2 separate regions of the Homo sapiens genome follow, and region 2 is linked to region 1. Evidence: chromatin loops called from intact Hi-C (ENCODE). Cell type or tissue: HepG2. All regions are shown on one strand. Links, peaks and the distances in the headings refer to the core of each region. The heading gives the core; the rest is flanking DNA.

Region 1 (9,751 bases), core at 812-8,811:
AAACATTTTTGTTCTCACACACTTTTTGTGCATCGGAAATCCAGGAAAAGCTTGACTCATTTTTTTCCAGCTCAGGGTCTCTCTCAAGGTTACAGTGAAAATGTTGGCCAGGGCTTCAGTTATCTGAAAGTTATACTGAGGCTGGAGTATTCACTTCCAAAATGGCCCACTCACTTGGCTGAAGGCAGGAAGTCTCTGTTCCTCACTGGCTGTTGGCGAGAGGCCTTAGCTCTTTGCCATGTAAACCTCTCTAAAGGGTTGTTAGCATGCACTTAGGAAATGGCAGCCAGCTGCCGCCGGAATAAGTGATCCAACAAAGTGAGGCAGAAGCTGCAATAGCTTTCATTACTTCCAACAGTGTCATTTCCACAATAGTCTATTGATTAGAGAAGTCAGCCCTATTCAATGTGGAAGGAGACTACATAATGGTAGAATTATTGGGTTCCACCTTGGAGCCTGGCTAGTACACTCATGTAAGGTTTATACTATAATAATTAACTTCCCTGTTTTACTAATCTAAATTACTGAACTATTTGAAAGAACATTCTTTTTTAGCTATTTCTGTTTTCTCTCATTTTGGATAGAACTCAAAGTTGGTGGAGCTCTGTGCCTTGACTTTTTTTTTTTTTTTTTTTTTTTTTTTTTGAGACGGAGCCTTGCTCTGTCGCCCAGGCTGGAGTGCAGTGGCGCGATCTCGGCTTACTGCAAGTTCCGCCTCCCGGGTTCACGCCATTCTCCTGGCTCAGCCTACCTACCGAGTAGATGGGAATACAGGCGCTCGCCAGCACGCCCGGCTAATTTTTTTTGTATTTTTAGTAGAGACGGGGTTTCACTATGTTAGCCAGGATGGTCTCGATCTCCTGACCTCGTGATCCACCCGCCTCGGCCTCCCAAAGCGCTGGGATTACAGGCGTGAGCCAACGCGCCTGGCCAGCTCTGTGCCTTTCTTAAAGGAGGACTAGCATTTTAGTGCCCCTTTAAGTTGTAGTAGTGAAATCAGACTATTGATTTTAAGGAACATTTTCCACACTCTGATTCCAAGTTTCTTTTCTTGGAACTCGAAACTATAAACAGGATCATTAAAAGTTATTGTATCCAACAAATGGAAGGAAAAAAAGTTTTAATGACACCCGAAACACCTATTAAGAACAATCAAACAACATCTAGACATGGAAATTTTCAACGAAGTGCTATTCTGTAACATAAGCCTTACAAGTTTTAAAGGCATGGTTATCATACAAAACATGTTCTCAAACTACAATGTGATTAAATAAATAACAGAAGGATAACCAAAAAGAAGGTGCAATTCTCAACTCATTTAATGAGAATAACATTATCTAAACACCAAAACCACATATGGAGAGAACAAGAAAAGAAAATTGTAGGACAGCCTCATTAATGACTACAGATAGAAAATTCCTACCAAAAAAAATAGCAAAACAAATAGCAATGTATTTAAAAAAAAATACCATTATCATGTTGTTTATCACAAAAATACAATATAAGCTTAATTTACTTTGAAAATCAATTAATGGAGTTAACAAATTGAAGATATAAATCACATCATCTCTATAGATTCAGAAAAAGCATTCAATAAAGCTAAACCCCCACCTATGATTGAAATCACTAGTAAATTAATAATAGAAGGAAACTTTTTTTAACCAAGTAAGGGACACCATTAAAAAATGCCTACAACATATATTCTTAAATGATGCCACTTACAACCACAAAAAGGTCTTTTGGAGAACATTTTAACAATTTATTTGAAGACATTAAAAACACTCTAAATAAATGATCTTGGATAGTAAGACTCAATATCATAAAGATTTCAATTCTTCCCTAAATGAATTATACCTGGATTCAATACAATTCTAGTCAAAGCAGCAATAGGATTTCTATAGAACTTGACGAGCTGAATCTAAAATTTCTGAATCATTAGGCATGAATATAGATTTTTTTAAAAAGAAACATGATTTTTTACTCACCCCATAAATACAAATTAAATTTTTTCTTGTTTATTTTGTTTTGTGACGGGGTCTCTTTATATTGCTCAATCTGATCGGAACTCCTGGACTCAAGGGATACTCCCTCCTCAATCTTCCAAGTAGCTGGTCGTACAGATATGAGCCACTGTGCCTTGCAAAAATTAATTTCAACGTATTAAAAACTGAAATGTAAAAGGCAAAACTACAAAAATATTTTATGACATAGGAGAATATCTTCATAATATTAGGGTAGAGGTGATTTATTACATGAGATGCAAAAATATTGATGTTTTAAAACCACATCAAAGATTTTTTAAAAAATCACAATAAAGAAGATGAATCACAGATGGGAGTAGATATTTGAAATTTATAACTCTCAAAGTCTAATATTCAGAGTATTCAAAGCCCTCCTACAGATAAATGTTTAAAAGAAAAAAAAAACATTAGAAAAACAGGCAGCAGATTCAAACAGGCACTTTCAAAAGAAGAAATCCAAGTGGCCAATAAACAAATGAAAAGCTGAGCAACATCATTAGTATTCAGGGAAAGTAAATTAAAACCACAGTGGGATATGATTACCAAAGCATTAGGCTGGCAAAATTAAAAATCCCACAATACAAGGATTAGCATAAATTTGAAATAATAGGAACTATCATACACTGCTCTTGAGTTCGTAAATTTGTACAATAACTTTGGAAAATAATATGACACTATGTAATAAAATTAAGTATAAGCATAGCTGTCAATTATACTACTGGGAATATATTGTAGAGGAATCCTTACTTGAACACCAAAGGCAGGTACAGCTGAACAGTACATAACAACAACAAGTAGAGGAAATACCTCAAATTTCCATCTACAGTAGGATGGATAAACAAATGGTTGTGTATTCACACAATGAAATATTATACAGCAGTAAAATAAAGGAACTACAGCTCCACATGTCATCTTGGAGAAATCTCAAAACACATAATATTTGCTGAAAGAAGTGGAGAAAAATTCATATATAATTTTTGTCCCAGCTTGATGGAGCTATGATTGACAATATAAATTGTATAAATTTAGGGTGTACAGTATGTTCTGATATATGTACACATTGTGAAATGATACCACACTCACATATCTATCACCTGACAGCTACCGTTTTTTGTTTTTTGTTTTGGTGAGAACACTTAAGATCTGCTCTTAGCAAATTTCAAGTATACATTATTATTAACATCATTAATAACACAATAATTAATATTTACATTATTTACATGTTAATATCAACATTATTAACTATAGTCACAATGCTGTACATTGTTCATCGTACTCAATTCCTTTTAAGTACAATTCTGGAACTATCAAGAAAACAACAGATTTTTGAAGAATACATATAGATTCTAAGATTATGAAGGAAATCAAGGGAATTATTAGACCAAAATTTAGTCTATGGATTACTCTGGGACTGAGCCATGAGACAGCTGCAGTTTGGGAGAAGGAATACCAGAATTTCTAAAGTAGTGGTAATGCTCTATTTCTTATGCTGGGGGCTGGGAATAGGGCTGTTCATTTTTACTCTCTTTAAATTGAGCATAGACAAATGTATAGGTTCTGTATGTGTGAAGTGATTCTCAATAAAAAGTTTAAAAACATTTTTCCACCTGCTGTTTTTTGGAATGTAAAATACCTTTAGAAATGGAGTTATCCAAGATTATAAATGTTAAAGAAAATCCTGTTTCACATAGGAAGTTTAGATTTTCGTGTGAAAATTAGTTTCATTTAAAATAAACAATCTAATCATTGTGATTGTATTAAATTGATAAATATTCTATATCCTTAATCTACTTTACTTACAGAATATTTCAGAATGGAAAACGTGGGTTGTTTTAAATGCATATATCATATAAGCCATGTCATACCATTATTTTGTCACAAGAGGGACTAGATAGTCAAAAAGTACAGCTTTCTCTTTTGGTTTCAAGATTATATTCTCTATCTAACATTAATTTTTCATACACTACATTCATGCCAGTAATGTGTTTTAGAATGTAGCACCATTATATATATATTATAAATATAATATAAATATATTTATATTTCATATATAATATATATATTTCATATCAACAAAAATGTTAACTACTAGCTTTCTGTTTCACTTCTGATGGATATAGATTGTATAGAAAGTATTTAACCAGGCTATTATGGTTTCTGATTATGTGCTTTATGAAAATTATTTTTATTTTGTATTAGTACTAAAAATTTTAAAATGAATTGATTTTTATATATATATTTGTTTTATTTATTTTTATTTGATGTCCAGATATCTATAAGCATTTGCAACCAATCCACAATTTGATAAGATGAATCAAAGTAATTATGAATTTGTTGCTAGGGTAAAACCATGAGTTACTATTTTATCCACTTGACCAGTAGTTTTCACTTAAACTCTGCTCTGAGGAACCTATGGTGTTTCTGGAAGGTCTGTCAGGGGCCACTATATATTGTGTAGGAGGGATACTTTTTTACTGGGACAATTCTTTACTTAACTTTTCAGATATTGCTCTCTTTTATAAAGCTTTTATCTATAGAAATAACTACAAATTGAAAACCACTGGACTAGACTGGTAGGAAAAATTAGTATCAGTTGAAATGTATGAAATGTTTTTACATGTGTTACCTGATTACCACTTTTCAATGTAAAATGTGAACCCTGAGAGGTAACCTTTGTCTTATTCACTGTAGTATCCCCAATGCACATAACAACACATAACACATGGTTAAGTCTGTGTAATACATGGTAATGCATGAAACAATCAAATATCACTTAACAAATAAGTTTGTTAAGTGAATAAACAGCTCCAGAAGATAGGCATAGCAATTATTATCTGAATTTTATCAAAAAGGAAAGAGTAGCTTAGAATAAAAGACTTGCAGAGGGTCATACTATCAGTAAGTAAATCAAGTAGAACACAAATCCTCCATCTCCTGGTTTCTAATACATTTTGGATCAAATCTGGGGGAAAGGAGGTGAGGAGAGAATGGGGAAAAAGGAAAGAAAGGAAGTAAAACAGAATTTATTTTGCTTTCCACTATACCGCAGCTGCCTCTTATTTGATTGAGCAGGGAAAGATCAACTGTAGTAAAGCAAAAAAGAAAAACACATTTTCACTTATTTACCTTCATTTTTGAGAAAATAAATTTTGGTAGGAGAGACCAAAGAATGTTCTGTTTTAATCATACGTATCTCGAAAAGAGTAAAAGAGGCCGGGCACAGTGGCTTACACCTGTAATCCCAGGACTTTGGGAGGCCGAGGCGGGTGGATCGCCTGAGGTCAGGAGTTCGAGACCAGCCTGGCCAACATAGTGAAACCCTGTCTCTACTAAACATACAAAAAATTAGCTGGGCGTGGTGGTGGGCGCCTGTAATCCCAGCTACTCCGGAGGCTGAGGCAGGAGAATTGCTTGAACCCGGGAGGCAAAGGTTGCCGTGAACTGAGATTGTGCCATTGCACTCCAGCCTGGGCAATAAGAGCAAAACTCTGTCTCAAAAAAAAAAAAAAAAAAAAAAAAAGAGTAAACGTATTATTTTTTCATGACATCATCTATTTCTAAAGGGAGTTTGGGGAATCAGTGCAGGTATCATGTGACTGCTTTCCCCAGCCGCTATTTCCTTCCCTTTCTTGTGAGTCCTTCAAACATCTGAGAGGGTTGGTTTTTCACTTCCTCTCATTCACGTTGTTGGCAGAACTCAGTTCCTTACAGTGGCAGGACCAAGATCCCCATTTGCTTTCAAGAACTAGTAGGCCGGGTGTGGTGGCTCACGCCAGTAATCCCAGAACTTTGGGAGGCCAAGGTGGGTGGATTGCCTGAGGTCAGGAGTTTGAGACCAGCCTGGCCAACATGATGAAACCCTGTCTCTGCTAAAAATACAAAAATTACCCAGGCATGGTGGCACGCACCTGTAATCCCAGCTACTCAAGAGGCTGAGGCAGGAGAATTGCTTGAGCCCAGGAGGCGAAGGTTGCAGAAGCTGAGATGGTGCCACTGCACTCCAGCCTGGGTGACAGAGCTAGACCCTGTATCAAAAAAAAAAAAAGAAAGAAAGAAAGAAAGAAAAGAAGAAGAGGAAGGGAAAGGTAAAGGGGAAGGGGAAGAGGAAGAAGAGGAAGAGGAGGATGAAAAGGAAGAAGAAGAGGAAGAAGAAGAAGAAGGAGGAGGAAGAGGAGAAGGAGGAGAAGGAGGAGAAGGAGGAGAAGAACTAGAGGCCACAGCATTCCTTGATTCATTATCTAAGCCTTGATTCATGGCTCCATTCAAAGCCAGCCATGGCGGTTAAATCCTTAGATTGCTGTTCTCTGACTCACTCTTAGTCAGTGATTAGCAACTTTTATAGACTGGTGACTAGATTGGCCCAACCAGATAACCCAGGATAATCTTTTCATCTCTAGGTCCTTAACCTTAATCCTGTCTGCAAAATGCATTTGCTATATAAAGTGACATATTTATAATTGCTGGAGATTATGAAGTGGACATCTCTGAGAAGTCATTATTCTGACTACCACGAGGAAAATAACTGCGTAATTAAGAATCTATATATTTACTTTATGTGGACAAAGATAATTTAAAATGTAAAGGAGACAGTTTTTCTTTTCTTTCAATAGTCATTATTTATAATTACACCAAAGACATAGAGCATGACTGATAGGCATGGTTTCTTATGACTCTAAACCATAAAATTTATATTAATTTTACAAATAACATGTTTCCTATTTGGTTATCAAGTTGAAAAATATGTAGTTAATTTTTCATCAAGAAATGTAGAAGTGCAAACAATAGAACACCACTTAAGAGGATATGTTTTTCAGGAATCTGAAGAAGGGAGGCAAGGGTGTAGCTAGAGTAAGGATAAGGATTAAATACTTTTTTCCTAGTTTTTTTCTCACCGAATTGATCAAATTTTTATCTAGGAGAAAAAAAAGATCACACATATAGTCGATACAGATAATAAGAGCCAACCTAGAAAGGAAGATGGACGTAAATCAGCAGAAAAGAAGGTTGAATAAGTTGAAATATGTAATATGGCCCTATTTCTGTAATATTGTTTGAGTATAAACACCGTATCAGGTTCCATGTCTATTTTTATTAGCCTTTTATACAACAGCACCAAGCACAGCATCTGGCACATAGAAGGTATTAAGTAAATATTAGTTGTCCTTAAATACATTATTTTAATTAGAACTTATCAATGTTTATAGATTTTTTCAATGTACAAGGTACAACAATAAAAATCTCTCATATTCTCCATACTTTCCCAGACTTTTTCTTCCCCCTGATCAGAGTCTCGCGTTGTCGCCCAGGTTTGAGGGCAGTGGTGCGATCTCGGCTCACTGCAAACTCAGCCTCCCAGGTTCAAGCGATTCTCATGCCTCAGACTCCCGAGTAGCTGGGATTACAGGAACACGCCACCATGCCCTGCTAATTTTTGTATTTTTAGTAGAGATGGGGTTTCACCATGTTGGCCAGGCTGATCTCAAACTCCAGACCTCAAGTGACCTGCCCACCTCAGCCTCCCAAAGCGCTGGGATTACAGGCATGAGCCACTGCGCCGGGCCTCCGAGACCTTTAATAAGTTATTTACTTCATAGTAATATCAGGAGCACCGATATGACTGTGTAGTCAAGGAAAAAAAATGACATAATTATTTTCCTCTACTATTTACGTTAAATCATCATCAATCTGAGAATAGTCAGTTATAGGTTTTTGAGGGAAAAGGCTATTTATGACTCATTTCTTCCACCCAAAACAGCCACAAAAAGAACCTTTCTACATATCAGGTACACAGTAAATTATAATAGAAAAAACAATTAGATCATAATAAGAAAAGCCTCGAGGGCATTGAGGTTTTCATTCATGTTTAGCGTTTAAATTAGTATAAAGTAATTATTGGTAAATAAGTATAGTTTAATAATATAATACTAGTAATTAGAAAAGAACTAAAGAAGCTATTGAAAATGTTCTGAAGCAAATATTTTCTTGACTGTTTAAACTGCTGAAAATTAAGTTGTCTTGTTAGATACTAAGTCCTACATCACTGAGCTTTTCAAGCAATGAAGTATATCATTATTGGTCAAAAAATTGAAGCAGGCCAGGCATGGTGGCTCATACCTTTAATCCCAGCAGTTCAGGACGCCAAGATGAAGGATCGCTTGTGCTCAGGAGTTTGAAATGAGCCTGGGCAAGATGGCGAGACTCCCATTTCTGCAAAGAATTCAAAAAAATTAATCAGACATGGTGGTACACACTTATAGTCCCAGCTACTTGGGAGGCTGAAGTGGGAAGATCACTTGAGCCCTGGAGGTTGAGGCTGCAGTAAGCCATGATCACACCATCGTACTCCAGCAGAAATCCTTACATTTGGTGGGAGAATAACCTTTTAAGTTTATCTCTCATTGCAAAAGTGTTTGTCTGCTGGCAATGTTCTGTTTCTTGGTCTGGGAATTTATTACACTTAAAATCTGTATATGTCTAATATTTTTATAATATGCCCTCCTTTCTGACCTCTTTTCTGCATGTATATTTTGTCAACAATAAGCCTCACAATTTTATAAGCCAGTTACCTTTTCTGTGAGATAAATCACTGATTTACATAGGCTTCTTAGACTCTCCCTGCTGTCTCTTTCTTCATAAAGATTCACACTTCTCTTAACTCCAAGGCCAGTGAAAGTTATACGATCAAAGCTCTGGATCCTCTCTTGTTAGGATTTTGGCTTGATAGAACTAAGTGATGATAATATTAGCAAATCAAATTGAAAAGTTTCTAAAATGCATCTTATTTTTAAAGGGGTAATTGATAGAAAATATAAGCTGGAAGTTATATTAGACCTTTGGTAGTACTGTGTGGACTTTTTATACTTCATTTTAATAATGAAGATGTTTAATTTATTTCAAACAGTATTTAACAAAGAGAATATAAGCAAATGTCGACCATCACATACAAAGCTTCTCTGGGTGGAGTCTAAGGGAAGACATGAGAGGTATATTTACCTCTACATTCAGTCTTAGCATCATACTCTTTCCTCTCCCACCATCATCCTTCTTTAGATGAGCCATTCTGAAGCAAAGTTTGTGAAAAACTACTTATCCAGTTTAATATTCACAAAATAACAGAAAAATAAAATTTGAAGGGGGACGGGATTTTCTCAAACTAAAGCACTTAGTTGGCAGATTCGTATGCTGATAAGACCTGGCTTTTGGTTTGGTCTATTTGAATTTGAATAAGTTAACTTCTCTAAGCCTCAGTTTCCTCATATGTAAAATGGAGCTAATAATATCTACTCCCACAGATGTTGAAAATATGAGATAGTGTCTGGCACATAGTGAGTACTGGTGAGTGGGAACTATCATGTTTATTCCAACTCCCAAAGAAAGCCCCCAGAGCTACATAAAATAAAGAACAAAAATAATGATCAATAACTTGCCCTTTAGTTTAAAAATGTCCTCCTTGGTTTGTTTCAGGAAAGTAGTAGATCATCCAAAAAGGCGATTTGGTATCCCCATGGATCGGATTGGTAGAAACCGGCTTTCAAATTCCAGAGGCTAATTGATTCCAATTGTGAGTACAATTTGAATAAGTAACAGTATATGCAGGTATTTGATTAATATTTCACAATGGACTAATCAATCCATTCTTGCTTATAAATCCCCCTTTTGATTTCCTAGCTTATCAGTTCACTTTTTCAATCATTTATGTATGCAATGAGTATAGTATATTAATGTTAAAT
Region 2 (9,751 bases), core at 694-8,693, 110 kb after region 1:
AAAAACAGAGACCAAAACCAATAACCATAAGAATCTCTAAACAGATGAAATATTGGTAAATATTGCTTGGTTCCTTAGTCATCTGTATAAGGTGTAGAGTGAAAATGTTTGTCTTTCACAAAGAAATTGCAAAAATTCTGTGTCGACTTTGTGGACAGTCTAGTAGTGGGATTATTATACTAAGGATAATAACTACAAGACAGTGCATCTGATTTAATTGTATTATGGATCTCTGTTTAGAAGGATCATCTATCTCCCAGACAGGTGGAATATCATGGCATATTGGAAAGAACAGGGAATTTGGAGACTTAATTAGAAAAGTAGCCCTGCCATTGATTGCTTTGACTAGTAACAAAATAAATGAAGATGGAACACCTATGTAGATTATTTGCTTAGCTTCAGCCAAAATTAGATGCCACTACCCTCCCACTGTCATACTGTGTTTAGATTTTGTTAATTTCAATGGCATGAAAATTTTAGAACACTAAAAAATGGAGAAGGATCAAAAGTTTGTGTTACCCTTTGTTCTGTAGTAAATGAATTGCTCACGTATTACTTAAGTGTTCTTTTGTTTTCAGCCTTGAGCCTGAAAGTGAGAAATTTTAGCTATCAGTGATCAGCAACTCAGAACTAAGTTTGCTTTTATGGGGCTCATAATTGGGGTATTTGAGTGAGCATAAGAGCGTGTCTGCTGTCTATAGCCAAGCATCTCTAAGCTCCCTACTTGCCCTGCTGATGGGGGTGGAGGAGGGGGTTGGTTTTGCTAATGATATTGGCGGTAGTGATATTGATGTCATTTTGTTGATCTCTATATAAAGATTGCTGGGGTTGAGAATGTAGAGGATTTTTCATTAGGATAAGATCTATTCAGTTTCTCTGAATCCCATTTCTCTTTTACTGTGGTAATTTTATTAGAACTTTTAATAAAGAGAAGAAACTCTAACAGATTAGGGAGACATTTCTTTTGTAGGGTAGCGTAAAAGTTTTACAAAATACGTTTATTATTTCAAAGTGTCATTAATATATCTTAGACACATGAGTCTAAAATTGAACAATATCTTCTCTTCCCAAATGGAGGGAAACTTGTGGATGTTGAAAAGAGGGTTAGAGAGATGAGGGCAAGTGGTAGGTCCCAAAGAGAGATTTCCCTTAGAATTTTTCACTGTAGTCACTACCTAGGGTTTCCTGTAGGTCACTTAGGAAACACTGTGAAAGAATCGGAAGGATGGGGTGGTGGGAAGAGGGTGAGAGATGAGAAGGTACTTAATGAAGTACAGTGTACATTATTCAGGTGGTGATTACGGTAAAAGCCCAGACTTCACTACTAGACAGTATATCCATATAACTAAGCTGCACTTGAAACCCTTAAATTTATACAATTAAGAAACTTTTTATTCCTGTTTTTTCAGGTGTAAATATAGGCCGACTGTGATTGCTAGAAGTCTATTCTTGGGAGACAGTGAGGCAAAGTAAACTAGGTCTCATTTTTATTTGCATTTTGGGGGACATGGAAACCACTTTCTGAATACATGTACCATCTTTACTAAAAATTACTTTTATCCTTGATTTTAAAGAACTTAATGCCCATTTATCTTATTTTAACTAGTATTTAATAATACCCCCCCCCTCCCTTTTTTTTTCCTGATACTCTAAGCAGAAATATCTGGGGCAAGAAGAGGTGGATTTGATTTCCAGTTCATTTGTTTTATTTGTTGGGTAGTCTTATTCAAGCCGTTTTATTTCTCTTGAGCCTTAGTTTCCTCATAAGTAAAATGGGGATGTTGATAAAGCCTTTATCCTCAGATGGTTAGGAGGAATAAATGTGAAAGTGCATTGTAATTTATGAAGTGCTGTATAAATTTCAGTTGTGGCTGTCTGTTATTACCAAACTTTCACAAGACAAAATGTATCTCTTGAATATCTTTCTTGTTCATAGTAGATGTTTTCATGTATACAGAACAAAGGAAAGCAAGCATAATCCCTGCTTTCAAAGCAGAGTATATAGTCCCTCTGCTACTCATAGCATTTACATAAAAAGAATAATTCACAAAATTCTACCATTCTATAAAAGGGAAAACAGACACAGGTGAAAGAAATAGCCTCTAGTTAATGTGGTATTAATCCAGGCATTTTTATGTGGATGGAAGCTTTTAAAGATGAATCATGGCAATTGTAATTTCCGAAAGTCTTAGGATGTAGGTAAAAGAACAACGGAAAGGAAATGGCTTTTTTTTCACTTCCTTTTTAGTTTATGTAGAATTAGTTGGGAAAGCACTGGGAATGTGCACATTATTTGGATAATGTGTGAAAGGAACGTGTAGCCGTTCATGGAATCAGAAAATTCTGGCTTTGGTTGAAATGGGGTGATAGATAGGTACTCATTCTGCATACTTGACTGAGGTGAAAGAAGGAGTTCTTGATAGCAGGAGTGCTGTTCACTGTTTAGATTTGGTTAATCTTGTGCAGAGCTTTTAAACTTTTGAGCAGAGTTAGTTTAGCAAAATGTCCCCCACTAAGTTTTTTTCTCACCGGCATTGCCAGTATAAATACAAGTTAAGTTCCTGATTCTTGGCCAAAATTTGAGACTGTGTTCCTTTAGTGGAAGAGTAAACAAAATTCCTGCTGCCCTTTAGGGGTATGTGTGTATGTGGGGGATGTGGCAGGGGTTGGGAGGGGGCACTTCTCTTTGTCCCTGAGAAAAAGATAAGGGGATTCTAAAGACTCTTACCCCATCACTTGTAAATCTGAATCACCTCTTTGAAACAGTCTTTAAAAAGAATATTTTGTTTCTGAGTGAGAAGGAGAGAAACTTGCTGTAAATGAGCTTTTTAAAATAACAATCTGAAATACGTTTTATGAAAAATGCTCAGAGTTTACTTATTTCTTTGTTGGTGAAAGCTGAGGAGATCTTAATCTAGTACTGTTAATGACTAAGAAAAGAATTTTTTAAAGGCTGTTTTAGGCCTCCAAATTTGATGTCATTTGGGCTGGAATTTTAAGAGACATTCAAATCAATGTTGATCAGTTTCCTTTTAAAGTGTTGAATTATTAAAATATACAAATTTTGTCTCTATTTTTCTACTGATTGCCAAGGGGAGGGCAGACAAGGGTGTTACCTGTAGAAGGAGAACAAGTAGTTCTGCTTCAAAGTTCATAGAATGCTCCTACAGTTATTGGTAGGGAATTGGGGAGTGGGCTGTGTCTGGAGCTGGAGGGGTAAAGTTGGCAAGTAGATGTACCTGAAAAAAGGTGTGTGAGGAGAAACAATAAGGCGAAAACAAAAATGAGAGACTTCGGAAGCAAATGCAAGAAGAGAAAAAATATAAGAGATAGAGTTTGGTTGGCGTGAGGTGGAGTGGGGTGGTAAATCACCAGATTTTCTTTGGTACATTTCAGGTAAGTTGTATACCAGGAAGCCTATGTAAAAAAAGAACCAATTCCTTATGAGGGTGCACAGGGTCTTTCCTATCCCATCTCTTGCTGTAATTCTCTTTGGGGCTTCTGTGCTCCGGACACACACAACTCCAGGATGGCCTGTGGGTTTTCATCTTTTTGTCTTTTTCCATAATTGACCCCTTTGCCAAGAATGTTTACCGCTTCTGTGCATAGGAATTTTAACTTACCTTGAGATACATTTCGTGTTAATTACTTTAAGGTTTCTTGATACACGGTTTCTTGATACATTCTGTTTAAATCACCCCCACTTCTTACATCCACCCCCAGTTCATAACAAGCATAACTGTTCCAGTGTTTATGACTTCAAAGAATTTTCTTTAGTACAACTAATTGTCTTTAGTACAGTGTTTATTAACTTACATTATACCTGTTTTCCTCTCTGATATTTCATCTCAGTGATGGCTTGGAGATGACTCATTCATCCTGAAATAGAGTTCAACACATGTTTATTGAGTAAATGGTGTTGATTAGGTGCATACTATGCCATTCATGTATTTAGGGGGAGATCAACAACTCAATGAAAATCATTCTTTAAGGAAATGGATGGGGGGTATATATATGTATGTATTTATGTATGTCAGCCAGTCCTCCTTTCCATTTCTAAGACCTGCTTGGCCTATTGTAAATTAATTCACTGTATATACAGGCATCCCTCATTTTATTGCACTTTGCTTTACTGCGCTTTGGACAAACTATGTGTTTTACAAATTGAAGGTGTGTAGCAAGCATTTCTTAGTAATAATGTGTTTTTAAATTTAGATATGTACATAACCTGTTTAGACTGAATTCCATCGTACATTTAATAGACTATCAATAGACTATATTAATAGACTATAGTGTAAACATAACTTTTATATGTACTAGGAAACCAAAAAATCGTGTGATTCATTTTATTGCAATATTTGCTTTATTGCAGTGGTCTGGAACCAAACCTGCAGTATCTCCAAGATATGCCTATATTTAGATTAACATATTGAAACTCCTTTAATGAGAATGGGGATAGGGTTCTAGTTTTATGTAGTTTGTTTATTACTAAATTTGTTTAAATGATGTTTGACATATTAGTGTGTTATGCTGTCATAATAGCAGAGTTTAATTCTGTTTATGACATTATTTTCTTCCTTTCTCCTACTCTTGTTTGACTTTATGATCCAGCTTTATTTTTTTTTTTTTAACTTCTTTCAATTAACGAGCACACATTGTGTGGAAGGTGCAGAAAGTACACCCACAAAGTCCCTGCTATGAAGAGCTTGCAGCTGGATAGGGAAGCAGCTGTGTGCTCGAATTTCAGAGCAAAGTGCATTTCTTTCTGTTAATGCTCTTCTAAGCAATGAGGCAGAGTTGTACGGCTTTTAATGTTCAAAAGAGACTTAGCCACCATCCCTAACACTGGGAAAATGTCTGGGCAGAGGGGAGAGCCTACGGGACCATTGAGATCTGGTGGGAACAAAGAATAGTTGTGTAATTGACTATGGTGGGAAGCTCATTTTAATAGCAGACTGGGACTAGTAGAAGATGTTGATAGAGTTGGCTTACGGCAAGAAGGTCAGCCTGAGTTCTGAATGAGTGAAGGTGAACATGGGAGGCAAAAAGTTTGAGAAATGGGAGGGTGAAAGGTGGTTCACCTTAAATGTGCCCACAGAGAAAGGTGGGAAGATGAGTGTATGCCGTTTATCCTCAGTAGGCTGTTTATGCTGTTTACATCGAAGGCAGAGGAGGTTAGAAAAGGAGAAAAGTTCTCTTCATGCTCTGAGCGTGGCCTGGCTGTGAAATAGTTTCAGTAATTCTCAATCTGGTTACTGATTTACAAAGTTGACTGAATATGTGATTGTTTTCCAGGTTGTGCTAGAATACTGATGGAGGGAATACAGAGGCAAATCTTGAAAAAAATTAGAGTGGGTTCAGAAGAAATTATATATTGGGCAAGTAATATTTCAGTATAAATGAGATTATATGTTTGGAAACTCCTAGTAACCTCCGAAGGGCAAAGTCAGTGTATTTGACAATACAACTCTCTGTGTGTATGTGTTCATGTACTTCCTCATAATCATTGAAAATCTTCCAGATCCCCTTCTAGCTCAGGCCCTCCTCATATCTTTTGGGTACTAGTTCAGCTTCTGCAGATTCAGGGACAAATTGCAATAATAGAATATACTTCAGTCTTGCTGTTGAGATAGTAAGAAATCATTATGAGGAGTCATCAAGGTAATCAGCAATTCGGAAATTTCTCACACCTGTTATAATGTGTCAAACCATATCTTCATGTTCATGGTTTAGCAATATGTGCTGTTGACAACATGAAATAAGTGAATTTAATTATAGAACTTAAAATGTAATATGTAAGACATTTAAAAAGCACAGGAAATAGAAAAACCCATGAACCTACCACCCACATCAAATGTTAATATTTTGCCTTATTGTGTATCTTTTCTCTTTTTGCTTTTGAAGCAGAATGGCTCATGCAGCTAAGGCACTCATGCCCCTCTTCGTCTCTCTGGAGAGAGAACTACTGTTTGGAGTTAAGTTTGTGTCAGTGCCATATTATTAAAAAAATTTTTTTTAACCATAGGTATATCTATCTACAAACTATATTTTAATGTTTAATGTTCTGCTGACTGAAGTTAAGAAATATTTTTAAAATTATTGTAGTTCTTCACATGATTCTCCACATGGAAAAATGTAATAATTTCATAATTTTTAATTTTAGTTAGCATGGTATTAGAAACATAGAAAACATATTTTTGGCGTAACGTTCTGACCTAATAACATAAATTGAAGTGGCTTTTAAGCTTTTTGTAATCTATAGAATGATGTGTGTTTTACATTTTGACCTAGTACCTATCATCTCTGTATGTATATATTTCTGTGATGTTTATATATAATACGGGAAAAGTTTCCCCAAACTAGTTTCCTGTACTGTGTGTGATTTATACTAGTCCCTTCGTATTTGTGGGGTGGGGTGTAGAGGTGGTTCCAAGACCTCACATGGATACTAAAAATCTATGGATACTTCAGCCCCTAATATAAAATGGGGTAGTATTTGCATATAATTCATACATATTCTACTGTATACTTCACATTGTCTGTAGATTACTTATACTACCTAATACCGTTCATTTAGGAAACAATGATAAGAAAAAATGTCTGTATGTATTCAGTACAGCCACATTTTTTTTTCCTGAATATTTTTTATTTGTGGTTGATTTAATCCATGAATCCAAAACTCAGGGCTATGAGAGCCAACTGTCCTCTGTTATTCTCTAGACTATTGACTTTTAAAATGCCTTTCTCAGGCTTAGTAAATTGATTTTTTGACCTAATAATAGATTGCCACCCATAATTTGAAAATCATTAAGAGTAATCTTAAATTTGATCTAATCATAATTAATCTAAAATTAAGACTGACTTTTAATATATAAGCACAAGCTTTTCCAGTATAATAAAGGTGTTTTAAATGATAGGTCAATACATTAAAATAACATTCTTTACACAAGATTTGATTATATTTATTTTAGCTAATTCATTAATTTTTGTAAATTAAGTCCGTGTATGTCTTACCCATTTAAAAATTAGATATTAATTAATTGAAGTGTTTTAGAGAATATGCGATGGTTAATGTAGAATATTTTCTTTCTGTCTATTCTTACCATGATTTACCTGGAGGGAAGGAGGGCCATCATTGTGTCAGGGAAGGGGAAGGAGCTCTTGAGCTCTTGCTGGCTTAGATGTTGACCCCCAAGCCCTGTCACCAGTGAACTCTGTACAGCCTTAGAAAACCCCTTCTTCCTTCTGGCTTTCAGTTTCCTCACTTATTAAATGAGGGTGTTATCTAGCTCATCTTGAAACTACTTTTATTCTGTGAAACATAAGGTAACTAGGACCTGGGCTTCAAGATATTAGAATCGGTTGAGAATATGAAAAGCTGATGAAAAAGAACAGGGCTTTCTGTTCGAATTACTGGTTTTGCTGTTATGTTTGAGCGAGGATTAAGCAGGTTGTATCCAGTTGAATATAGTTCTTGGGCAAGAATTATTCCTCCATTATAAAACCATTTCAAAATAATCTTGACCTCCCCAAGATCTCCCTCCCTTTTTGTGGCATTATCCCTCAGTCGTGAAGGACACAACTAATGTTGAGTGTATATGTGAACATACATAAGTGCAAAGAACGGCAAAGGAACGTTTTTCATTCTGTTTCAGTTAAGTGTCCTCATAGGCAAATCCAAAGCTTCGGAAAGAAATCTATCACTTTTCCTAAGCCCTGGGGAATGTTTCATGAGTCCTACTCAATTGCAGTAATCTGAGGCTTTGGGGAATTTCCTTTTTTTAACATGAATTACATGCTTGGAATAGAGTGAGAACATATCACCTAAACTACACGTCCTTAAAACAGCACTTTACATGATGAATCCTTCATGTTTTGTCTGTTTGTATGTTTACGAAGCAGGAGTTTAAATTGCAGCTTGGGGTAAACATGGATACCATTGTTTACCCCAAACCATTTCTTCAAGACCATTTCTTCCCATTTTGCTTCTGAGAAGACAGGTCAGGAAATGCCCTTGCCTGGCTCTTCAGGTGGAGGCAGAGTTGGGGCAGATTCCTGGTTTCCTTCAGGGTTCCCATTTTCTTTTGGTTTGTAGATTATTTTGGGGCAGCCCAAGGTTTAGAGGGACCTAGAGACCTAGTTCTAACTCATGTCCCTGGGGATTGACCCACTGAAGAATGTTTAAGAAATTAAGAATTTTTAAAGTAGAGCTCTGCCCCTACCTGAGGGACTAGTGAAAATATATTTTTTCTTGAAAGACGCCAGGGTAGACATAAATTGCTGGGAGAGGATCGTCTGAACCACAGGGAAGCATAGATTAGATTTCTTTTAACACCTCTAATTATGCAGTAACTCAGTTCTCTCTCAGTAGCAATATGCAAAGCATGACTGATACGTCTGTTATTTCAGCAGCACTTAACCCTCCATTTATAGAAGTGGATTGGAATTTCTAGACCTCTGGAATCTGATTCTGTAAATGTTCTCACCTCAGGCCAGGGGCCAAGGCTAACCAGTATTTTGTGACACCCTGTGCTTGGCACTAAGCAGGCACTATAGATTTTTGTGACTAAAGACTGCATACTTAACTAGTCACTATTTTATGCATTGAGAATTATAAAGTGTGTCATTCTGAAATATTAGAATTGATTTTTTTTAAAGTAAAAAAAAAAAATCCTTTCCTTTGTATGTTAAAGTATTACTAATGAGCCTTCCTGTCTGTTTTTCCTCCATCTACTCTAGTATGCCGAGATTTTGCTGTCCTGGAGGACCACACCCTGGCTCACAGCCTGCAGGAACAAGAGAGTGAGTAATACCTCTCATTTATGCTCCTTCAGTTTTCTTTTTTTAGTGGTAGCTTGAGGCTGGTTTCTTAGGGCTTAGGTGGGGAGAGAGCACAGTCACTTGGCTTCACCATCCATACATCCTGAAGGATTTCTTTAGGCAAATGATGCCTGGGTGATCAGTGAAGTTTCGGGCATGTTAAGTAAGATAGGCTGCCAGGAATTAGTAGACTGCTGCGTCTGTAGGAGGAAAAAGAGAGGTTTGAACCTTTTTCCTAGCCTCTTGTTGTAGGAGGGACACAATGGTTGTAGATTTATCTGGGGTGCGTAGAAGGAATCTATTCTTGCTCCTAGGATAGGGACTTGAACAGTTTTCCCAGGCAACTGTGGTATAAATGAGATCACATTGTGAATTTTTCTGAATCTTTTTTTCCATGTGGTGATGAAAAGTAAATCTAAGCTATGCATGTTATATTAAAGTACATACTTGTGAATATATGATTTGTGAATTCACATATCAATATAAAATTGACATTTTGAAAAATGCGGTTAATAAATAGAGTGACAACATGTAGTAGTAGAAAGAGCATTGGCCCTGGCTTTAGAATATTTGTGTAGATGTCCTGGCACTGCCACTTTGTTGCCGTGTGACCAAAGGCAAATTATTTAATCTTTTTGATCCTCTTTTTACTTAATGGAAAAGTGGGGATAATAATTCCTTGCTCTTTATTATATATTGTTGTTGAGACAATAAAATGAAGTGATGGATGCAAAGCTGTTGTTATGGTAAAGCTCTTAAGATTATTATGGCATTTATTACTAACAAACCAAGACATTATTCATTCCTGTCCTCAATCTTTTTGTTCCAGTTGAGCATCATTTGGCATCGAACGTTCAGCGGAACCGTTTGGTCCAGCATGATCTCCAGGTGGCTAAGCAGCTCCAAGAGGAAGATCTGAAAGCGCAGGCCC

Evidence for each region. A loop is a pair of places that touch in the nucleus more often than their neighbours do. Peaks named below come from ENCODE experiments on the same cell type or tissue, not always from the same donor. Only the 100,000 strongest peaks of a DNase experiment are listed, where the experiment ranks them.
Region 2: a loop joins it to region 1, with 2.8 times the contacts of the local background. A loop is called at or near these places in 2 of 110 quality-filtered maps.

The regions. Positions count from the first base shown.
Region 1 is chr3:191,240,552-191,250,302 of GRCh38, forward strand. OSTN (osteocrin) reads left to right here. Exons shown (of 5, transcript NM_198184.2): 4 at 9,486-9,582. The coding sequence ends at 9,570. Among named protein-coding and RNA genes, the nearest start is that of OSTN-AS1, 11 kb to the left of the region's middle. In HepG2, for the core only: a CTCF peak has its summit at 3,906; no DNase peak of the experiment used is centred there.
Region 2 is chr3:191,348,349-191,358,099 of GRCh38, forward strand. CCDC50 (coiled-coil domain containing 50) reads left to right here. Exons shown (of 12, transcript NM_178335.3): 2 at 8,740-8,802; 3 at 9,650-9,751. Among named protein-coding and RNA genes, the nearest start is that of UTS2B, 23 kb to the left of the region's middle. In HepG2, for the core only: no CTCF peak of the experiment used is centred there; a DNase peak (open chromatin) is centred at 4,743; H3K4me3 peaks cover 1,274 bases.